Linked DNA regions of Homo sapiens: region 2 is linked to region 1. A link is an interaction called in ENCODE POLR2A ChIA-PET data of the cell type or tissue named here. Cell type or tissue: OCI-LY7. All regions are shown on one strand.

The links. ChIA-PET counts read pairs that join two places held together with the same protein. Peaks named below come from ENCODE experiments on the same cell type or tissue, not always from the same donor. Only the 100,000 strongest peaks of a DNase experiment are listed, where the experiment ranks them.
Region 2: POLR2A ChIA-PET joins it to region 1 with 9 read pairs; 1 of 35 experiments calls an interaction of 5 or more read pairs at or near these places.

Annotation. Positions count from the first base shown.
Region 1 is chr22:35,752,693-35,757,692 of GRCh38, forward strand. RBFOX2 (RNA binding fox-1 homolog 2) reads right to left here. Exons shown (of 14, transcript NM_001349999.2): 11 at 3,413-3,452. Among named protein-coding and RNA genes, the nearest start is that of APOL5, 37 kb to the left of the region's middle. In OCI-LY7, CTCF peaks have their summits at 55 and 254; DNase peaks (open chromatin) are centred at 2,813 and 3,569; H3K4me3 peaks cover 2,667 bases; H3K27ac peaks cover 4,671 bases.
Region 2 is chr22:35,551,983-35,556,982 of GRCh38, forward strand. RASD2 (RASD family member 2) reads left to right here. Exons shown (of 3, transcript NM_014310.4): 3 at 1-2,017. The coding sequence ends at 50. Among named protein-coding and RNA genes, the nearest start is that of RASD2, 14 kb to the left of the region's middle. RefSeq lists an enhancer at 308-1,287. In OCI-LY7, no CTCF peak of the experiment used is centred here; a DNase peak (open chromatin) is centred at 729; H3K4me3 peaks cover 417 bases; H3K27ac peaks cover 484 bases.

The DNA of each region.
Region 1 (5,000 bases):
AGCTGTGGAAGGAAAACAATCATACAAAAAGCCCACTAAGGGGCCCACCAGCCTTTTCTTTCCTTTGGATGCAAGCATGCTTTTCACAGGAGGTGATTTAGGAGCAGTTTGTTAACCCATTTAAAAAGTGAATTAGGGCGAACTATGCCTTTTCTACTGGCCAAAAAAGAAGAGGGAGGGCTGGATACATAATCTAGCTGCCACACTCCCAAATCCTATCACGGTAGGTCTTTTTACAAACTAGGAACAGAATTGCTAGATCAGTTCTCCAGAGAGGAATGTGCCATAAAAGAAACAGAAAGTAAATGGCTAGCAGGAATCACTGTCTAAGAATGGGACTGTGAAAGGGATTACAAAAACCTTGCACAATTAATAGCCTAAATTCATTTAACTTAAGCATAACCAGCAATTTAAAATCTTTTCCCTTGTGTCTTCTCTTCAAGCTCCGATTCGGTGCACTTTTCATACTAAACTCTCTATTCCTTCTATTTCTAATATGCCTTTCGGAGGAAATAAGAACTAAATGTATGCTGACAGATTTCCACAGATGGGAAATGTATGGAGAGAAGCAGAACAAACTCAAGGCAAAAATGATAGTGTTTTGTTGTCTGTGTGTTTTTGAAGAAGTATCCTTTGCTCCCTCACATGTGGAATACAGAACACACAGTTTTAAAAGCAACAGTTGTATTAGGCCTAACTCAGTAGTTACCTCATAAAGTATTCTTGCTTTTCATGTAGGGGCATGGATATTATTTCAGCACTAGTGACCAACCTTTTTTTCTCTAAGTAACTCTGCTTTAAGATAAGAACTAAGAAATAATAACATTACTATTAATTACTTTCATTAACAAGGGGCCACTGGTCAAAAAAAATTATTTCAGCAAGATCACTGAATTACTTGTGTTTAGCTCAGCAAGGTAATCCAGTTAGTAGATTAAAAAAAAAAAACCAAGAGTATTTTATTAACAGGAACAGAAAAATCATCTGTCTCAATAAAATCTTACATTGTAAAGTAAGGAAGTAAGATAACTATTAAAAAATTGGGTTGGTTGACTTAACAAGTTTGAAGTAGACAAGTCTTTTTTTTTTTTTTTTTTTTTTTTTTTTTGAGACGAAGTCTAGCTCTGTCAGCCAGGCTGGAGTGCAGTGGTGCAATCTCGGCTCACTGCAACCTCTGCCTCCAGGGTTCAAGTGATTCTCCTGCCTTGGCCTCCCAAGTAGCTGAAACTACAAGCGTGTGCCACCACGCCTGGCTAATTTTTGTATTTTTAGTAGAGATGGGGTTTCGCCATCTTGGCCAGGCTGGTCTCGTACTCCTGACTTCAAGTGATCCCCCTGCCTCGGCCTCCCAAAGTGCTGCGATTACACACGTGAGCGATGATGCCTGGCCAAAGTAGGCAAGTCTTTTTTTTTTTTTGAGACGGAGTCTCACTCTGTCACCCAGGCTGGACTGTAGTGGCACGATCTCAGCTCACTGTAAGCTCTGCCTCCCAGGTTCATGCCATTCTCCTACATCAGCCTCCCGAGTAGCTGGGACTACAGGCGCCCGCCACCACGCCTGGCTAATTTTTTGTATTTTTAGTAGAGACAGGGTTTCACCATGTTAGCCAGGATGGTCTCCATCTCCTGACCTCATGATCTGCCCGCCTCGGCCTCCCAAAGTGCTGGGATTACAGGCCTGAGCCACTGTGCCCGGCCCAAAGTAGGCAAGTCTTAATAAGACATAAATAGGTTGTATTTAAGAAAAATAAATCCTCAAATAAGAAACACATTAGAGAAAAAAACTTGATTTAAGAAATAACTCAAATGGAAAATCTTGTTCTAATAGATCAGATTTCAAGAAAACAAGTTAAATAACAAAGATGAGTTTCATGAGAATATGGACACTAATGTATATGGGAGAATGTACATGCTAACATCATATGTAAGTCTGTGTATTTAGAAATATGTAATCTGGTGTAAAAGTAGGAGATTCCCCAGTTCTCAAGCTTCACTGTGAACATAGGAAAAAAGATATCTTTCATTACTTGTTGAAAATATTTTGAGGAAAGAGGTGGATTTTAATTAAAGTACAAAGAGAGGTAATGAAATATGGATTGGTTGGGTTTTATGCCTGACTATTAATAATTTATGTAGTTCTGGGTAAGTCTCTGAGAAATATATCTGTAAGTTAGGAGGTTGGACCAAATCATAGCTGAGGTTCCTTCAAGTAGTTATTAAATTAAGGCATACCTTACAGGCCTATGCTAAGTAGTACAGGTGAGTCACCTGTATTTCGAAGAACTGTATCATCCCATCTCTACTTCCTGCAAAACGCAAAACCTCTGAGTGCATTCTGAAAGTGCATTAACTTTTTTAGGTTGCTTGTGAATCTCTGGTAGACTGTGGAAACAGTTCACTAAAAAGGACCTCTTATTGATTTTGGAAAGTAAGGGTGGAGAAAGTATTTCTAGACAATTTTAACCTATCCCCACAGAATCATTTCATGCTGACAAGTTTTTCTTATAAAAATTTTCCCTTGATGACTTGAGCGACTAAATCAAGCTTGCATTCAGAAAAAGTCCATCTGGAGAGGTCATGATAAAAGACTTCAAAACTCAAAAACTTGTACTTTGTCAATTATATCACTTTGTCCACATTTTAAATAATATGTGACAAACCAATCATGGAACTTTAGTGATAGCTAGACAGTTTAAATAATGGAGTCCATATTACTATGGCTAGTAGAGTCAGCAAATCTATGATAGTCAAATAGCTGTAAGAAGAGTCTGGGTTGCTGATTATGCTACTCATTTCCTCCAATGGCTTTTAAGAACTAAATATCTGGCGTTTTCTCATTACTACACACTCTTTGCTGGCATCGGTTCCTTATTTGGCTATCACAAGGTCATGTTCTCTCAAAGTAGGTAAAATAGGAAAATGTACAGTTCAGAAAGCTTATTAACCTCTAAATCACAGCTCTAATGATCTAAAGAGGGATGTGAAATGAGAAGAAAAGCAGAAAAGGGAAAGAGCTGGTTTAAGGTTAAGCTAGTCCTGTTATTTATGTATGCAAATGACACGACAATAATAAAAGACTTTAAACCTGCTGATCATCTCACAAGTAAATTAATGATCCACAGAACATCTGTGGGTATAGGGAAGGGAAAAGAATATGTCCAGTAGACTGACCCTTGCAATGATCAGGAAACCCAAAGGCTTAGTTTTTGCACCCAGGGGCAAGCGCAGTGGCAGAGAAGCATGCTTGCATTCTTAAATATATAAATATATATATATATATATCCACAAGGAAAAAGAAAATAAAAATTAAATAAATTAAAAGGAAAAAAACCAAACCAAACCAAAGAAACAGAAAAAAAAAGGCTGGCTTGTCAGGGGATGGGGTCGAGAAGGCCCCAGTGTGTGTACTTACATAGAGGTCAGCACCGTAAAATCCGTCCTGGTAAACCACACTGCAGAAAATCCACACAAAAACAAAAACAAAAAAAACAAAAGAACAGAAACACATTCCGGTTATTGAGGACGGCAGCATGCACATGCGCTCTACACAGGCAGGTGATGTATGAATACATAACCTGGGCTTGGGGCCTCGGCAAGTTGGTGAGAAAATGTGAAAGTGCACACGAAGGTTACACAGCTCCAGGACATGCGAGGAGAGGGAAAGGTGTGCAAAACTAGAATGCGCAACCTGGATATTTGGTAATTAAAGTAGGATTCACACAATAAAAAGCACTCCTAGAAGAGCCTATTATATCTATCCAAAATCTGCTGGCTTGGAAATAACTTTTTGTATATGGAGTATTTTTAAAAATAAGCTTGCCCTAGGAGGAAGTTTCTTTTTAAAGAGCTTACAAAGTAGGGTAGGGGTGAAGAGGAGTTTAACATGAAAAACTGAACCCAAAGAATTCCACTAGGGCAGGGCCTGTATGCAAAGTATGTTTTTACATTACGTTTAAGTATTTTGTTTTCAGTATTGTAATAATATGTAAATGTTTTTCTGATATCCATACATCACCTGCTTTTTACCCTGCACATTAGACATGCGATAAGATTTGGCTGATCACACAAGCATGCAAAGTATTATTATTCAGCATTTTAAGAACCAATGCAACACCTCAGAAAAACAAGTCAATCAATTCTGACCAAAGTAAACAGAGAAATGTAATTAAAAAAAAAACACAACCAAAAATACCCACAATGCATTGCTTTCACAAGCAGAGATAATGAGCTAAAGGTTAAGGTGATTGGTCCAAGGTCCAAGAATTGAAAGGTGCAGTGGGGATCCCAGATAGTAACAATATAATCCAGAGTGGGAAGGAGTAACTGGAAGATTTTAAGGGTTCTTTTTTGACTATAAGAGTATTCATGGAATTCTGAAAAATACAATTGATAACTGAAGTTCTGGGCTTGACCAAAGATCACCCTGTCTTATTTAAAAGAATACATCTGAGAAGGTAGCTGGTTAAGAATAGAAGGGTTTATTTTCCTGTTTAGATAATGAATTTGTAGCAAACAGACAATGCATGACTTTAAAAAAAAAAAAAAAACAAAACCTAAGCAACACTATATTCTTAAGTATAGATTTCCAACCTTCTGAGGTACCTTTGTGCATACAGACTTATACAGACTTTCCCCAAAACATTATTTTGGGACCAAAGGACATGGAATAGCAGTAGAGATAAAAGATAAAACTTTCTTCTTCATCTCTGTGAAGTCAAGATCAGATTGTTTTAATTTAGATGATCTGTTTATTGGTTATTCAACTAAACAAGCTGGAAATTTTCACCACTACCTTCTCTGTTACAATAAACAAGCTGACAAGTAAAGTCATCAAATCATATTTTTAACTTGAATATGAAATAACTTATTTCTTATAGGTAGGTGGAATGTTTCTTAATTCTATTTCCAATGACATTTGGTTGTATTTACAGGATAGCATGGTCACATTTTGGAATGCCCCAAATATGCTATGCCCTTGTATCACACAAAAGGCAAATCAA
Region 2 (5,000 bases), 200 kb before region 1:
TCCTTCGGGAAGGCCAGGCCCGTGAGAGGGACAAGTGCACCATCCAGTGAGCGAGGGATGCTGGGGCGGGGCTTGGCCAGTGCCTTCAGGGAGGTGGCCCCAGATGCCCACTGTGCGCATCTCCCCACCGAGGCCCCGGCAGCAGTCTTGTTCACAGACCTTAGGCACCAGACTGGAGGCCCCCGGGCGCTGGCCTCCGCACATTCGTCTGCCTTCTCACAGCTTTCCTGAGTCCGCTTGTCCACAGCTCCTTGGTGGTTTCATCTCCTCTGTGGGAGGACACATCTCTGCAGCCTCAAGAGTTAGGCAGAGACTCAAGTTACACCTTCCTCTCCTGGGGTTGGAAGAAATGTTGATGCCAGAGGGGTGAGGATTGCTGCGTCATATGGAGCCTCCTGGGACAAGCCTCAGGATGAAAAGGACACAGAAGGCCAGATGAGAAAGGTCTCCTCTCTCCTGGCATAACACCCAGCTTGGTTTGGGTGGCAGCTGGGAGAACTTCTCTCCCAGCCCTGCAACTCTTACGCTCTGGTTCAGCTGCCTCTGCACCCCCTCCCACCCCCAGCACACACACAAGTTGGCCCCCAGCTGCGCCTGACATTGAGCCAGTGGACTCTGTGTCTGAAGGGGGCGTGGCCACACCTCCTAGACCACGCCCACCACTTAGACCACGCCCACCTCCTGACCGCGTTCCTCAGCCTCCTCTCCTAGGTCCCTCCGCCCGACAGTTGTGCTTTGTTGTGGTTGCAGCTGTTTTCGTGTCATGTATAGTAGTAGAAATGGAAATCATTGTACTGTAAAAGCCTAGTGACTCCCTCCTTGGCCAGGCCCTCACCCAGTTCAGATCCACGGCCTCCACCCGGGACGCCTTCCTCCTCTGCTCCCAAACAGGGTTTCCGTGGCCTGTTTGCAGCTAGACATTGACCTCCGCCATTGAGCTCCACGGTTTACAGACAATTGCACAAGCGTGGGGTGGGCAGGCCAGGACTGCTTTTTTTTAATGCTCCCATTTCACAGAGGATACCACCGAGACTCGGAGGGGACACGATGAGCACCAGGCCCCACCTTTGTCCCCTAGCAAATTCAGGGTACAGCTCCACCTAGAACCAGGCTGCCCTCTACTGTGCTCGTTCCTCAAGCATTTATTAAGCACCTACTGGGTGCTGGGTTCACTGTGTCCTAGGAAACCAAGAGGGTCCCCAGTCCTGGCCTCTGCCCGCCCCTGCTGCCCCACCACCTTCTGCACACACAGCGGTGGGGAGGCGGGGAGGAGCAGCTGGGACCCAGAACTGAGCCTGGGAGGGATCCGACAGAAAAGCTCAGGGCGGGTCTTCTCCTTGTGCCCGGGATTGGGCTATGCTGGGTACCACCATGTACTCAGGCATGGTGGGTTTTGAACCCATAAACCAAAGGCCCTTGTCATCAGCTCTTAACAAGTATATTTTGTATTTTAATCTCTCTAAACATATTGAAGTTTTAGGGCCCTAAGGAACCTTAGTGATCTTCTATTGGGTCTTTCTGAGGTTCAGAGAGGGTAAGTAACTTCCTCCAGGTCACACAGCAAGTCTGTGGGTGGCAGAAGCAAGCTAGCGCTGGGCATTCAGTACATACCACGATGTGCTCCCTCTCTTGATGCTTGGCCCCTGGGGCCTTCAGGGCTTTGGGACATCTTGTCCTCAACCCTCTCCCTAGATCAGTCTGTGAGGGTCCCTGTAGATATTGTGTACACCATGCCCATGTATATACAAGTACACACAGATGTACACACAGATGTACACATGCTCCAGCCCCAGCTCTGCATACCTGCACCTGCACCCCAGCCTTGGCCCCTGCCTGCGTCTGTGCTCAAAGCAGCAGCTCCAACCCTGCCTCTGTCCCCTTCCCCACCCACTGCCTGAGCCTTCTGAGCAGACCAGGTACCTTGGCTGCACCGGTGTGTGGCCCGCTCTCACCCAGGCACAGCCCCGCCACCATGGATCTCCGTGTACACTATCAATAAAAGTGGGTTTGTTACAAAGCCGTGTCCTTGCCCATGTGTATTTTTTGTATTTCCAAGAGGAGGTGTGCCCCTTTCCAGACCAAAGCTGGCCTTTCCCTCCCAAAATGCACCTGCCGTGTGCCCTGGCCCTGAGGGTCAGCACTGAGTCCACCTTCAAGTGTAAGTGTGGGGAGAGGGGGATAAGTCCCCCAGATGGAAGGTGATGCCCTCCTTCAGCCTGGCCCTCCTGGGTCCTCCGGGTGTGTGTACCGAGGTGTCTGTGTCCACAAAGAAGGGGCCCCCGTGGACCATTAGCTCCAGGAGGATCTCCGTGTCTGAGTTCTTTGTGATTCCTGTACAGCAGCAATTTCACCCGCAGGGGACAGTTGGCAATCTCTGGAAACCTTTTCCAAGCCTGGGGCTGGGGCTGCTACTCTCATCTGGTGGGTGGAGGCCAGGGACACCATTCAGTATCCTCCAACGCACAGGATGCCCCTCCACCCCCACCCCACTGAGAATTATCTGGCCTCAAATGCCAAGCGTGGGCAGCCTTACTTAGACTCACCCCAGGGGCTGGGACACGCCCCCACCTGCGTGTGATGGATTTGTTGGACCACATTCTGGACGGAACCCACAGCATGAGCACTCCTGTGAAGTGAGACAGGATGTGGGTGAGGATGGAAAGTGGAGGCTGAGGGAGAAGGTCTGGGCCCTGACCAACACGGAATGTGCCCCCTGGGACTGAGAGGCTTCCCTGGGCAGAGGGAAAGGAGGAAGTCAGTGAGGTAAAATACTCCCTGTGTGTTTTACCCAGCGAGTCTCACGCCATCCTATCACCCAGCCCCGAGGGAAGCCCACTCATGTTCACCCCATCTGAGCATTTAGGCTCAGAGAGCTCAATATCTTGTCCAAGATGGCACAGCTGGTGAAGTGGCAGATCAGAGATTCAACACCAGAGGCTGTCTGATTTCCGTCTGGCTGAAGAAAGATTTTGCATCAGGGAGGTGGAAACCATCTGTGCTTTTGATCAGCAAATGCCACCAGCAGGATCAGGGAGCTAGGCCATAAAGGAGGTCGAGAGACAGGCAGTGTAAGGTTCATTGGGAACCACATTGTCCATTGGGAAGCCACAACCTCTGCACAGACATTCACAAAACAGAGCCAGGCTGTGGTGGAGGCGAGACCACACAAGTCCATAGTGTGGGGAGCTGGAGAACTCCCAGCCTCTACCTACCTGGGGGCCCCGCTCCCAGCCTGTGCATATCTGGGGGCCCGCTCCCAGCCTCTGCATATCTGGGGGCCCTGCTTTCAGCCTCTGCCTACCTGGGGGACCCTGCTTCTAGTCCCTGCCTACCTGGGGGCTCGGCTCCTAACCTCTGCCTACCTGGGGCCTGTCTCCCAGCTTCTGATAATCTAGCAGCCCAGCTCCCCTCCAATCCTTTGCCCACCCCAGCCACAGAAGGTCAGTGTGGGAGGCATGTCCCTCGGACACTTTCTAGATCCTGGTTTTCATACACACAAAGCATGGAGGCGAACACTCCCTTCTGCATCGCCATCAGCGCTGAACCATAACAAGGGCGCTGGTGCACAGAGACAGGCCTCCACGGTGTCCCGCTGGAGCCCAGCCTGCTGCTGCCACTCCCTTTCTCTATGTGGGTCTGGAAATAAGTCTCGTCCCCTCGCAGGCCTCCTTTTCTTCATGAGTAAATGGGAGGCGGGAGGAAGGCATCCGGACCAGATACACACCAACAGCCTCTCGCAGCCCTGATGGTCTCTACTAGAAGGAATTAATATTCCTATTGCATAACTCACAACATTCCAATCATCACCAAACAGAACACGCTCGCCCCAGCCCCAGCTCTAGCCCCACTCTTTGTTCCCTGCATCCCACAGTCCTTGCCCTGGAATGGGGTTGACAGCAACAGGCTGCCACAGAGGAGAAAGACACATGTCTTCTTAGCCCTGGGACAGTGGGTAGGATAAGATTGTAGGAAAATTCCCTTCATGGTGAGACCATTTAGAGCCAAGCCCAGGATAGCCGGCTAATCCCCCGACCCTAGGAAGGGAGCATTGGGAACATGATTTCAAAGAATTCTGCGCTGTGAACTCTAAGTACTTGTTCTGTTCCACCTCCCTGAACCTGTCACTTACTCGAAAGAAAAACTTCAGTCTGCATCACGGTTTGGTGGGGGCTGATGGGAGGCCTGCCAGGGGCTCGGCAGTGAAGGCTGCCGGGAATGGGGGAAGGGAAAAGGAGCTGACCTTTGCGAAGACCTTACTCTGTGCCAAGCACTGTGCTGAGCCTTTTACCTGCGTCCTGTCATTGAATCCTCATGGCAGAGCTAGCTGGAATCCTTTTTTGGATAAGAGAGAATGGAGTTCAGAGAGGTAAAGTCACTTGTCCAAAGTTGCACAGCCAGGAAGGAGCAGAGCTGGATGAGAAACCATGTCTGATTCCAAAGCACATTTTTGTCTCCAGGGCTTTTATAACTGAGCCAGCTGAGAGGTTGCTCTCTAGTGGGAGAGTCCAGTGAGTTGGGGTGCAGTGTCTGGACGTGGTTCAGGGAACTCAGAAAATGGGGTGCTCTTCCGTTCACAATAAAAGGCTGAGCTGCTGTCACAAGAGAGGAACCCAACTTCTTTTTCATGGCAAAGTCACTCTGCTCCACCTGGTCACTCAGGCACCCAGGTTTCTTCCGTCTTCAGGTTCTTCCATCTCTAGGACCTTGTCACCATCTGCACGGTTGAAGCCACTGTAACATTCAGGTTCAGCCGAAGGGATAGGGGAAGAGAGTGTGGAAGAGGTACACCTGCTGTTTTCAGAGCCATGGACTCATCACTTCCACTTTCTAGCAATGGCAAGAGCCCAGCCATGTGACTGTACCTACCTATGAGAAGGCCTGAGAGATGCAGTCCTTTGCTAGGTGGCCCCATGCCCAGCGGTGACTCCACTGTGGAAAGGAGGAGGAGAGATCTGGTTGGCCAGCCTGTTGTCTCCAAACAGCCACCCTAATGCAGTGGG